2 separate regions of the Homo sapiens genome follow, and region 2 is linked to region 1. Evidence: chromatin contacts called from ENCODE Hi-C data. All regions are on one chromosome and are shown on one strand. Each heading gives the region's core, a stretch centred on a gene start or an enhancer-like site at or near the end of the contact. The rest is flanking DNA. Distances are from core to core; before and after follow the strand shown. Region 1 holds the start of CCDC93 (CCC complex scaffolding subunit CCDC93). Region 2 has its middle 15 kb from the start of THORLNC.

What was found. Hi-C counts contacts between places; a loop is a spot of excess contacts on that map. Pooled maps may share reads with other maps.
Region 2: a pooled map shows a loop between it and region 1 (2.2-fold over the local background). The contact joins the enhancer-like site here to the promoter of CCDC93 in region 1. A Hi-C loop is called at or near these places in 4 of 50 pooled maps.

The regions. Positions count from the first base shown.
Region 1 is chr2:118,009,312-118,015,589 of GRCh38, forward strand. CCDC93 (CCC complex scaffolding subunit CCDC93) reads right to left here and starts at 4,759. Exons shown (of 24, transcript NM_019044.5): 1 at 4,643-4,759. The coding sequence starts at 4,684. RefSeq lists silencers at 4,247-4,296, 4,767-4,966.
Region 2 is chr2:118,167,911-118,174,291 of GRCh38, forward strand. No RefSeq gene overlaps it. Among named protein-coding and RNA genes, the nearest start is that of THORLNC, 15 kb to the right of the region's middle. RefSeq lists an enhancer at 1,529-1,578. Within about 2 kb of position 1,566, at least 3 of the 41 ENCODE cell types and tissues checked have a DNase peak (open chromatin) inside an H3K27ac peak, as active enhancers do.

The sequences.
Region 1 (6,278 bases), core at 3,509-6,008:
AGTGAGCCAAGATCGTACCACCGTACTCCAGCCTGGACGACAGAGCAAGACTCTGTCTCAAAAACTTTATACTTGGCCAGGCACAGTGGCTCAGGCTTCTAATCCCACCGATTTAGGAGGCCAAGTGGGGGTGCCGATCACTTGAGGTCAGGAGTTTGAGACCAGCCTGGCCAACATGGCAAAACCCCACCTCTACTAAAAATACAAAAAATTAGCTGAGCATGGTGGTGCACACCTGTAACTCCAGCTACTTGGGAGGCTGAGGCACGAGAATCACTTGAACCCAGGAGGCGGGGGTTGCAGTGAGGTGAGACTGTGCCATTGCACTCCAGCCTTGGTAACAGAGCAAGACTCTATCTCTAAAAAACAAACAAACAAAAAAAGTTATACTCATCCAGAAGTTACTGACAACAGGCATAGAAATGAAGAAGGGAATTCAAAAGTGCATCCCTCACTGTACTTCCCTTTTCGATCTCGAAAACAAATATATGAAAGGCTTCCAACCCAGATACATTAAAGGGTGATTATTGCCACATAATAGGATTGCCTTAAAAATAATAAATTCATCTAATATATGTATATCAGTATTTTGCTTTTTTTTTGTTTTTTTGTTGCTTTTGTTTTTGTTTTTGAGACAGAGTCTCGCTCTGTCACCCTGGCTGGAGCACGGTGGCGCAATCTCGGCTCACTGTACTCGGATCCCAGAGAGAACCTCCACCTCCTAGGTTCAAGCGATTCTCCTGCCTCAGCTTCCCGAGTTGCTGGGACTACAGGCACATGCCACCACGCCCGTTTTTTTGTTTGTTTGTTTGTTTTTGTATTTTTAGTAGAGATGGGGTTTCACCGTGTTAGCCAGGATAGTTTCGATCTCCTGACCTCATGATCCACCCGCCTCAGCCTCCCAAAGTGCTGGGATTACAGGCATGAGCCATCGCGCCTGGCCGTATCTCAGCATTTTGATTTAAAATTTTTAATTTATATCCTCCTTTTACCCCAATCTTTATCTAATACTTAAATCCATCTAAATATTCTAATACTCTTTCATCTATTTACTATCATGAACTACCTTTCCTCTCTTCCTTTGCTACCAAAAATAAAAAACCATCTCTCTATATAAAACACCAATAAGATATCCTGGTTCACATGCTCATAATCATCTCTGAGTCCTCCCTTACCCAACAATGCCTGTTAAGTCTTCCTTTACTATGCATCTCACATTTATCTTCCCTTCCCTTTCATTCATACTTCATTCCAGAACTCTTGCAAATGCTTCTTCATCTTTCTTCCTTTAATTTGTTTTGCTCATCCCTTCCTAAATCACAGCTTTCATGTTATCCCTCTTTAGCTCACCCTCCCAGCCCTTATCAACAATGCACCACACACACTGCCTGTAAGATAAACTCCAGATGTCTGGTTTCACATTCAGATCTTTGGCCACCAAACTATCTTTTCAGGTTCATCCTTTAACTACCCCAAAAACAATCAAGACAAGGCCATGGCTATATTCTCTAACCACTGAGAAATCACTTTCAAATTCCAGCTCCCATGCAACACCATCCCTCACAAGTCTATCCTGAAATGGCCACTCTCCTCAGCATTTCTGTACATATAACTAAGTATCAACTATATACTGTACATATAACTAAGTATCAACCTCTTCAAAGTGAGATATCTAGTGTTATACACATGCTTGTCTTTGCAACTGGACTACTGATTGATTAACGAGAGGACTATATATTATATACTTGGGTTTACTCCTCTGAATCCAAACAACATTAAGCTCCAAGGACACACTTATTAAATAAAGAATGATCTACTAATGCTTACATAAAGTAAGTGAACCTAAACCAGTCATGTATTAATAAAATGTTTCAGTGATCACATCCCTGACAATGGAAAGTTTATTTTGATGTATAAACTGCCAGGAAAGGGAGTATACATATTAAAATATAGTTAATACAGAATTATTAAAGTGACTGATAATCCCCTGCAATAGAGTAGGAGTGGCGTGGGGGAGGTGACAGCACTGAGCTACATCCGTCTCTGAAATGACCCTGGTCCAGTCCATTAAGGATCCTGAAGATCAGCATTCACTAGTTCCTAGTGGACATAAAAATTTTCTTAAGTAATATAAATAATTCACACCTTCTCTCCCTTCTGCAAAAAATCTGGGATGGTTGAGAAACGTCTACAAGTGAAAACACTCTAAGAAAAGAGAAGCTAAAGAGTAGTTGTAGTTCAAGTCAGCAGAAAAAGAAAATGAGATAATATAAGTACTTTCTTAAAACTTCTGGGGTGTAAAACAGGAACACTTCATTTGTTCAATCATTTATTATGAAAACATGAGAAGAAGACAAAAAAAACCAAAAAAAAATAGGATCATCACTGCCTCAACACCTATCTAATGGACACCCACTGGCCACCCCACCACAGATGCAGGGCCCAGGCTTCCATCCACTCACCCCTAGCATGGAGAAGTTTACTTTTGCAATATAACTTGTGAAGTAATTTTGGCACAAGACACTAAATGGGAATGTATGACTCCAAATTCACTTAGCAGATTAACACTGAAATCAAATGGAAAAGGGCCACTGTCTGATCTGCTGGGAATGAAAGACCCTCTCTTGAAGCAATAAAAATCCACCAGGCTGGTTAATACATCCAGTTGTTGAAGCTAAATTTCTGACAAAGACAAACAACAATGAGCTCTTACACAAAGCCCAATAAACTTTCAATTTCCGTCCACTATAGTTGTTGTAAGCTGGAAGGCAGGCCAAGTCTAGCTATCTTTGTAAAGGGTTAAAAAGAATGAATTCGGGCAGGGCAGTGGCTCACATCTGCAATCCCAGCTACTGGGAAGCCTGAGGCATAAGAATTGCTTGAACCTGGGAGGCAGAGGTTGCAATGAACCGAGCTCACGCCATTGCACTCCAGCCTCGGTGACAGAGTGAGACTCTGTCTCAAAAAAAAAAAAAAGAATGAATTTAATGAATTAACTGGTCTAGTGACATCCTAATAACACAGACTATCCATATTTATATTTACTAGCTTCTGAACTAAATGATGATAAGTTATTGCTTGACCTGGTGAGTGTGGCCTCTTAGCAGTCAGTGAAAGTTTAAACGAAGGACATACAGCAGCAGGTTGCTCTTCATTAATTAATTTATTTATTTTCCCCCCAGAAAGACCTCCACTGATAGTACTGTGGAATATTGGGTTGGACGGATTTAAAGTAGAACGTGGGAGACCAGACAGAAGTCTACAGCAAAAGGCCAGGCAAAAACTTGATGAGAGCCTAGAATACAGAAGTGGCAAAAAAGAAAACTTCAAATGTCACAGTACAAATCCTATTGTTCACTATCCTGGGTCCCATCCCAGGCAACGTGCATGTAAGATTTTACCTAATACAGGGGTTCTGACAACATTATGCTTGTCAGGTTTTCTTAAGACAACAAAATGGACTTGCATTCGGGGAGCACACACTGACAAACAAATCTGTCCTTTCAGACTATATATATTCCCAGCTTCTGGACACAGAACACAGTGATCCCTCAATTAGTGGATACTTGTGATATGAAAGAACTGAGGATTTGGGAGGAATGCAGAGGAGTAACATTGGTCACTGGCAGGTAAGTGTGAAGGGACGACTCACCACGTCAAGCAAGCAGTCACCCTGCCCAATGCCTGCTCCAGAACCTTAGGAAAAAGGCAGAGGTGCGGCGTGGCTTCCATTTCTCTCCAGAATCCAGTAAACTAGACTAGCCTTTGAGTAAAATCAACTGAAAGGGACGACAGATGCAAACTACCTATGAGATGCTAAGTGGTATTTGCAGCCAAAAGAAAATGAATACACTTTCCCTGTATTCCCAGCAAACGTGGAAATCCGCAAACCACTCATGACCCCCTCCCTAGCACTAAGTGAGTACTTAACAAACACCTTTGGAAAAGAACCCCGCCCTCTTCTGGAGAAGCCGCAGCCTTTCCGCCCAGAGCCGGGTCCCCCGCCACACAGCACCCCTGGAGTGCGTCCCACCCCGAACGCCCCGGCGCGCTGACCCAGCGGGACACCTCCCTGGTGCGCGCAAGTCTCCCAAACTTCCTCCCGCCGCCCCGGCCCGGGTCCACGCAAGGAGGGTGGCATTCCCTCCCGACAGCAAGGCGGGTGGGGCGGGCCGCCGGGACTCTGCGGGGTGGCGGTAGACGTCCCAAGGTCACCACCCGAGCCCGAACCGCCTCGGAGAGCGGTCTCGTGACTCCAGCGCCCAGCAGCCTCGGCCCTCGGGGCTAGCCCTGCGGCGCGGGGTGGGGGAGCCCGTCCCGGACAGGGAGAAAGGTGGGAGCCCAGGACCCCGCGGCGCGTGGGGCTGCGTCAGAGCAGGTGTCGGGCTAGGAAGGCCACCTGCGCCCCAAGAGACCCGGGAGCGGCTTAAGTTTGTCCTCACCCGCCCGCCGCCCCCTGCCCATGCAGGGGTACCTGCTCCCCGCCTCCAAGAAGAGGGTCGGCGCTTCCCTGAGGTGGATACGCCTGAGGAAGGGGGCGGGGCGCCCCTAACGCACCCAGGGCCCGCTCAGCCCGCCGCCCCGCGGCTCGGCCCTCTCTTCAGGAACCCCGACGTGTCAGGGAAGGAGGAGGCGTTCTTACCTCCGGGAGACCCTGGCCCTCCGGCCCCCTGGGCAACCCCATGATCCGACCGGGCTGTCGTAAGGCGAGAGCGAAGCCCGCCAAGCGTCCGGAGGAAGCTGTCCCTGCCGCGGAGCTGCTACCGGGGTGGAGTACAAAGCGGAAACTCCCTCTGCCGCCGCCGCCGCCGCCGCCGCCGCCTGCCCGAAGCGCCGCAGCCGGGCAGAGCATGCGCGCTGGGGCCGGAGCGCGGCGCCACTGCGCCTGCGCCACAGCAGCCCGGGGAGAGGTGGGCTGGGCTGCAGGTCCTGGCGTTGTGCTGGATCATCGCGCCCGTACTCTGAAGTTTTCTCCGTGGCGCTCTTTGAGAGGGGTTCCTCCTGCATCTTGAGAATATTTTGCATTTCGGCTCCCTTCTCTTCTCGCTGCCATCGGATGCCCCAAATAGGTCCTGTCCCCTCGGTGAATCAGACTTCGGAAACCGCCTCGCTTCAGGGTCAGAGTCCAAGTACAGATGAGCTTGAGGATTCTGAATGCACGCCCGGCTCTAGACCTTACAGACACACGCTTGGACAGACTTCTCCATATACGACCCAGGAACGGACCCCTTGAGAAGGGATTCTTCAAGCCCGCTGCCCTCTCCAGCGTCCTGGCCAGTGGCATCGCGTTCCCAGGAAACCTCGCTTCAGATATTGCCCACCACCCCGCCCTATTCACGGTTCCTGGGTCTTCCTGGAGGAATGACATCTCAGAGAATGCGGACTCCTATGTTCATGTCATTTGAGCCGCCGCGTCCCTTATTTGATGTACCCCTTGTTGGTCCCGGAGGATGGCAACTAGACAAAAGGTCACAGGCCCCCACACCCGCTCCATAACGGCTTCTTGGCTTTTTGTTTCTTTTAAGCAATGAGGAAAGAGATGACTTTCGTGAAAACTTTTGCTGGAGAAGAGATCCTTCCCTCTGTATATGTGTGTGGGATGGGAAGTGTCAGACTCAGACCTTTAGTTCCTTGAGATCAAAAAGGTTTCGTGTTTGCTTTCGTCTCTTCTTTGCATCCCTAGCGTCTTTAAAAGAGTAGGCAGGCGCGGTGGCACATGCCTGTAATCCCAGCACTTTGGGGGTCGAGGCGGGAGTATCACTTGAACCTAGGAGTTGGAGACCAACCTGGGCAACATAGTGAGACCTCCATCTCTACAAAAAATAAGAAAATTAGCCCGGTGCCAGTGGTCCCAGCTAGCCGGTAGGCTGAGGTGGGAGAATTGCTTGAGCCAGGAAGGTTGAGGTTGCAGTGAGCTATGATAACACCACTGCACTCCTGCTTGGGTGACAGAGCAAGACCCTGTCTAAAAACTATATATATATACGTGTATATATATATATGTGTGTATATATATATACGTGTATATATGTGTGTATATATATACGTGTATATATATATGATGTTTTCTATTTTATTTTATTTTTGCACCTTTTGTACTCCTCCTGGAGTTCATCCTGACAGACAGAGGTTTGTCTGGAGCCAGAGCTCACAAATAGTTGGAACTGCCCTAAGGATGCCATTTTGTTCTTAAATATAACTAGCAAATATTACTCAAAGCTGTGCACGATCCCCAAACCCTGGTCCCCAATAATTTGAATAATCTGAATATGCAAGTT
Region 2 (6,381 bases), core at 316-2,815, 160 kb after region 1:
CTTACGTAACCTCTCCAGGACTCAGTTTCTTTATTTGCAAAGTTCAGATAGTGAAACCCAGAAAGATTAATGACACGACAACAGGTAAAGCTCCTAGCCCAGGCCCTGGCATGAGCTGGGGCTCTGCAGTTATTCATTTCTTTCCCCTCACTCTGTGGTTATAAATGCACTGCCTGACCTAGTTAAACAAGATACCACCCCTTGTCCCCTCTTCCTCCTCTACCATCCACACACATCAGTGAGGCCTTCTTTTTATTTTTTATTTATTTTTATTTTTATTTTTTTTTAGATGAAGTCTCACTGTGTTGCTGTTGCCCAGGCTGGAGGGCAGGGGCCCGATTTCAGATCACTGGCTAACTGTAACCTCCACCTTCCTGGTTCAAGTGATTCTTGTGCCCCAGCCTCCCAAGAAGCTGGGATTACAGGCGCATGCCACCATGCCCAGCTAATTTTTGTATTTTTAGTAGAGATGGGGTTTTACCATGTTGGCTGGTCTTGAACCCCTGACCTCAGGTGATCCATCTGCCTGGGCCCCACAAAGTTCTGGGATTACAGTTGTGAGCCACTGCACCCAGGCAGTGAGGCATTCTTTATGAAATGATTTATCTTTTATGAAAGGGTAGAGGCAAGGGCAGCCATCTATGCAATAGGGACTCTGTCTATGGCTATTCAGCAGAGTAAAGATATGTAACTGGCCTAGATGCCAAATCTATAGGCTTGGCTTTCTCAGGCTGGGCTGCAGGCTGTATGTATAGTATGTATTCCTCAAATGTAAGGATCTTTCCTAGTTCCAACTCTCTTCATGGGGAGGGCATGGCCTCTCACATGCAGATAGATGCCTGTCACTTGATTCATTCAGTCTCTTAGAATAAAGGATGAGGCAATGGCGTGGAGGGTATCCCAAGCTTTGGCAGAATCCCAATTCTCAGGATTAACTTTTACCTCCCTGACCTCTCCCTGCAATTCCTTTTGGATCGGGTGTCCTTAGCTTCCTGTCCTAAACTGTTGGAGGGTGGTTGCCGGGCAGCTGTGAAACATCTGCCACCACATTCCACCTTCATTGGAGAGGTGGGCAAAGTGATATATGTGTGAATTTTCCAAATATTGTGTGTGTGTGTGTGTGCACTTGTATAAAATTTCATTTTTAAGGCCCTTCACAGAGTCTCAGGGATGAAAGCATGGAGTTGGTGCTATCATTATTACCGTGAGGCCCTCGTATTGCTTTGGCATATATAATGTTTCCCAGGCATATAACATTTTTCATTTAAAGAGGCAGCCTAGAGCACATTCCAACTTCAAAGATTTTCCTTTCTGGATGGTGGTTTTCTGCCCTAAGTCCTTGGGAAAATGTTGCCACATTTTTTTTTCTTTTTCTTTTTCTTTTTTAACCCAAGTGATTGACTTCCTTGAAAGGAGGAGATAGAGCTCTTGTAAAGATTTAATTTTTATGAGTTCTCTAATTCTCTCCGGGAAAAAACAGATTACTCCTCAAAGTTACTCTATGGGGTGTAGAGCCCCAGTGGCAAGGCAGAGGCCGGCCCATGGGTGTGACTTCCTGTTTGGTGCCGGTGGTGCACTGCAGGCTGTGGAGCTCAGGGTCAGAGGGAAGAATGCAGTCTCTGGCAGAGCCGGCTTCAATTCCGGTTCCATTTCTTCTCAGCTATGTGTCCTTGGGCTTTTAACCTCATCCTCAAAAACAGAAACACCATCTCTGCTCTGAAGGACTAAATAAGATAGTGTACATAGGTGGTTTTCAACTGGGATGATTTTGCCTCCTCCCACCATGGGGTACTGGGCAATGCCTGGAGACATTTTTGGTAGTCAGGATTGGAAGTGGGGTTTGCTACTGGCATCTAGTGGGTAGAGGCAAGGGATGCTGCCAACATGCTACAGTGCCCAGGACAGCCCTGCAACAAGTAATTAATCAGCCCAGAATGCCAACAGTGCGAGGCAGGGAAACCCTGGTGTACATGGCCACTTGGGGCAGAGCTGTCCTTTAGTGGATCTTCCCTTCCTTTCTTTTTTCCTTTGGTCTGTAATTTCTTCCCCAATCATTTTCCCCATGGAGGACCTTCTTGGAATTTTTGATGTTTTTTTTTTTCCAGTGAGTTCACCCCCTGCTTCTCTGCTGTGGTTATTTTAGATCTCTTCACTCCCATCAGAACTCACACCCACAACCCCTTCCCTCTCACTCTTAGCAGATGACAAACTTAGAGGGAAAATTGACATTTCCAGAGAATTCATTCATTTTTTCTGCTCCCAAGCCCACTGACCTACTTCATCTGTACCTTTGAGGCAGACATGGCTATTTCTAACCCAGAGTTGCCCCTTTCTTCTTTCTCACTGAAGCACTGATTCTGTTCGTGTGCTGGGTGGGAACTGGGCCCAGCCTTGGTCTGTGCGTGACTGTTAAGTCCCAATTTTACATAATGAGATGTGTCAAGAAGTCTTGTGAAGTGCTTCTGAAAAATGTTTTTCTTTCTTCTAAGAGAAAAGTGCATGAAGAGAATTATGCCCTTTACGGACACATGGTTCCTGGTTATGAATGGGGTATGTAAGGATGTGATGCTTAGAGCTGCTGCAGCCATCCTGCAACCATGAGGCAAAGGTGAAACAAATTACAGAGCTGTTGATTCTGAGCCCTGCCAACATTGAACAGTTTAATTAAGGGTAGCAAAAAGCTACTGTTTGACTTTCAAATGTCCAAGCTACTTTCCAAGTTACAATCCCAGAGGGTGTACTGTTACCTGAACCCGACAGAGTTTCTAACATATACAGCATCTTCTTTCATTCTTGTCCCAGTGAAATACCTCCTGGATCCAATCTCCATCCATCTCCTCAGAGATTTGCCTCTACTATTATTATTATTTCCTCCCTCTCTTCTACATCTTTAAAACTTTTCGTTTCTTGTATTGGCTTTTTCTTAGATGTATTAAGACATGATCAAATCTCTCCCATATTACACAACAAACAAAAAGCATCATTCCCAAAACTCAGCCTATAGGTATTTCTTTCCAGGTACTTTCCTATCTTTCATCTTAATGTTTACAGTAAGTGCCTCCTAAGCTTTGCCTGCACTTGCTGTCTCCTCCTTCCTACCTCCTACATTCTCCTCCTTCATCTTGACAATCTGGATTCCACTCCTACCACTCCACTGAAACTTGCCAAGGTCACTGAGACTTCCACTTTGGACTATCCAATAAGTACTTCTCAAGTCAGATATCATCATAGCAAAATCAATTTACCCCACCCTGTTGATATCCTCTTTTTCCTTGGCTTCTGTAACACTGCTCTCTCTGTGGGGTTCCCTCCCATCTCTCTAGCTAATTTCCAGGCTCTTGTAATGACACATCCTCTTCTGCCCTGTTAGAGGGGCTTTGCTGGCTGTCCTCTCTTCCTTGTTGCCCCTGCTCTCTGTAGAACGTCATCAGCAGCCCAGCAAACATTCATTATCTGGGGGCTGACATAATGCCAAACTTCTGTCTCCAATCCAAAATTTCCTGGTTTGGAGTCCACGTACTCATCTGTTCTTAGACAACTCCACTTGGATATCTCTCAGGAACCCCGATCTTGATATATCCAAAGCTAAACTCAAGATCTTTCTCCAAAACCTCATATTAGTCAATGGTCCCACCATTTACCTAGCTGCCTCAGCCAGACACCTGGGGGCCACCATTGACTGCCTCCTCACCCTACCTTTAACTCCGATCTCTCATGAGCACTTTGAGTAATATTCTGCTTTCTGTAGTGTCCAATGCTCTCTACCTTTCTTTATTTCCTGCAACTCTCTCCTTACTTGTCTCCCTGGCTATCTTGCCCTGCTCCACCCAAATCTGCTACTGAAATGCAAATCTGACCATGTGTGTCACTCTCCCACTTGAAACCTTATGGTGATTATTACCATGTGGGTCAGACTCATGATCATGGCTTATGAGGCTGTCTTCTGGTCACTTCTTTCCCTCACTCTCTGGGGGAGCGCAGGCCTGAGATGCAAGCCTTCCTACAAAGCTCAAATCCCATCTCCTCTTCCCCACCCCACCAACCTGGATGACTCTACTTGCTTCTGAAAGCTGAGATGTCACTGGCCTCTAACAAGTCTCTCTACACCCACCTGTCTGAATGAGGAGCCACTCCCATGTCCCAACTCTCCCTCGTGTCTCAGAGCACTGAGCTGAATTCACATCATTTCTTTAAGCATCTGTATCCCTGTTAAACTGTCAGCTCCATGACATGTCCCAACTCTCCCTCGTGTCTCAGAGCACTGAGCTGAATTCACATCATTTCTTTAAGCATCTGTATCCCTGTTAAACTGTCAGCTCCATGAGGGCAGACCTTGTGTCTGACTTGTTCCCCATTTGTATATGCTCCCTGAATATTTGTGGAGTGACAAGAATAACAGGATGAATGAACAATTATGGATATGTCAAGTGTGCTCCCTTGCACCGCCAGACGACCTCTCCCTCTGGCTCCTTCGGACTTCTCTCTTTCTGTGCCCCATTTCCAGCCCAGCACCTTCTACAGTCCACGTGCATTTTCTGCCCACCTTTGCATACATAATCTCATTACATTTCTTTTTATCCTTACACATGACACATATGGGGTGGCATTTTTATTTCCATTGCAGAGATAAAGTTTAGTGAGGTGAAGTAAACTGCCAGAGGTCACGTGGCTGAGAAGCTAGCATTCAAATGTTTTGTTCTTTGGTGTCCGTGCTTCTTCTACCACAAGAATCTTGTATGAACATTTTATAGAGGCGTTTCATTTACAGTATTGTTTTGATGTTCATGTAAATGTGTTTGTATGTTGCTAAGAAGAGTGTTGAGATATGGTCCAGGTCTTTTTTTAACTCATAGGTTCTTAGGAAATAGTTGTAGGTGGATTGGCTGATAATTCCAATTTAGAGCTGGGTGCAGTTTCTGGGTGGGAAGGGCGGGAAAGACGAGTGTTCTTCAGGGCTGATTTCAGGACTCCTCTCTTCCTCTCTGCTAGAGGACAAGTTCATCTTTAACTTCAAACTCTATTTCTGGCACAAATGGGAGCACAGAAATGTTAATTCTCTTCCTTCTGCCCCTCAATAACTTTTCTGAAATCTCTCTAAGAACCCTTCCTGGCACCTGATTTCATGGAGTTTGCACGGCCTTGACGCCTAGCTTCCAACTTTGTGTTTCTGAATGTTCTATCATGATTAGGTGCTTCATAAATGGAGCCCTAGGGATGTTAAACACAGCAAGTGGTAGCCCTGTCAGCATCCCAGGGATCTTGGGAGAAACTCTCCTTGTATTTAGATTCTACAAGGTCCCCTTGAGAAATTTGACACTATTCTGTCATCACTGTCTTTTAAGAAAAGGTTGGCCAGGCGTGGTGGCTCACGCCTGTAATCCCAGCACTTTGGGAGGACGAGGCTGGTGGATCATGAGGTCAGGAGATCGAGACCATCCTGGCTAACACGGTGAAACCCTGTCTCTATTAAAAAATACAAAAAAATTAGCTGGGTGTGGTGGTGGGTGCCTGTAGTCCCAGCTACTCGGGAGGCTGAGGCAGGAGAATGGTGTGAACCCGGGAGGTGGAGCTTGAAGTGAGCCGAGATCGCACCACTGCACTCCAGCCTGGGCGACAGAGCGAGACTCCGTCTCAAAAAAAAAAAAAGTGTGTTCCTCATTTATTTGTTTATTTACTCACCAAATAAGTATATGTTTTTGAAAACTAGTGGTAGGCTTTGCATGAGCAATGAAGAATACAGATCACAGAGAGACAATTACAATAACTGGAGAAATTCTGGGGGCGAGGTGTTAGGAAAGGCTGTCTGGAAGAAGTGCTGAGCTCACCGAGGGCTCAAAGATAAGGACGTACTCTGTGGGGGCAGTGTGGGTGGCACCATGGCAGGCACTGGAAAGGGGTGCACGAGAAAACCAAGCCTTGGTCTCTGCCTTTCAGAAACTCAAAATTAAGTTAAAAGGCAAAGTTAAGTCAAAATTGAATTAAAAACCACGTCCTATGAGATGGTTAAGAAACAATGTCAAGTGTTCGCTATTCAGTGTCCAAATGGATGAAATAGATTTTAAAAGCTAAAGAATTCCCACAGTGTTCAGGATGAGGGTCTCATCATCTAAAAGCTTCCCTTTTAAATATATTTATTCCTCCTCCTGAGGAAGTGAGTTCCCCATTACTAGAGGTATTCAAGCAGGTCTGGAGGGCCACTTATTAATAAGGTTGGGTGGTCAGGAGAGCAGGCAGAATCATAAACAAGACAGAACAGTGTTTCCTAAGTTGGTAGTTTTTTTTTCCTAAAATTTCTATATGAACTTCAATGGCCAAATACCTTTCTCACGATTGTTGCTATGCCATAACTCCAACGGTGTTGTTATTTATACACTGTTTTAA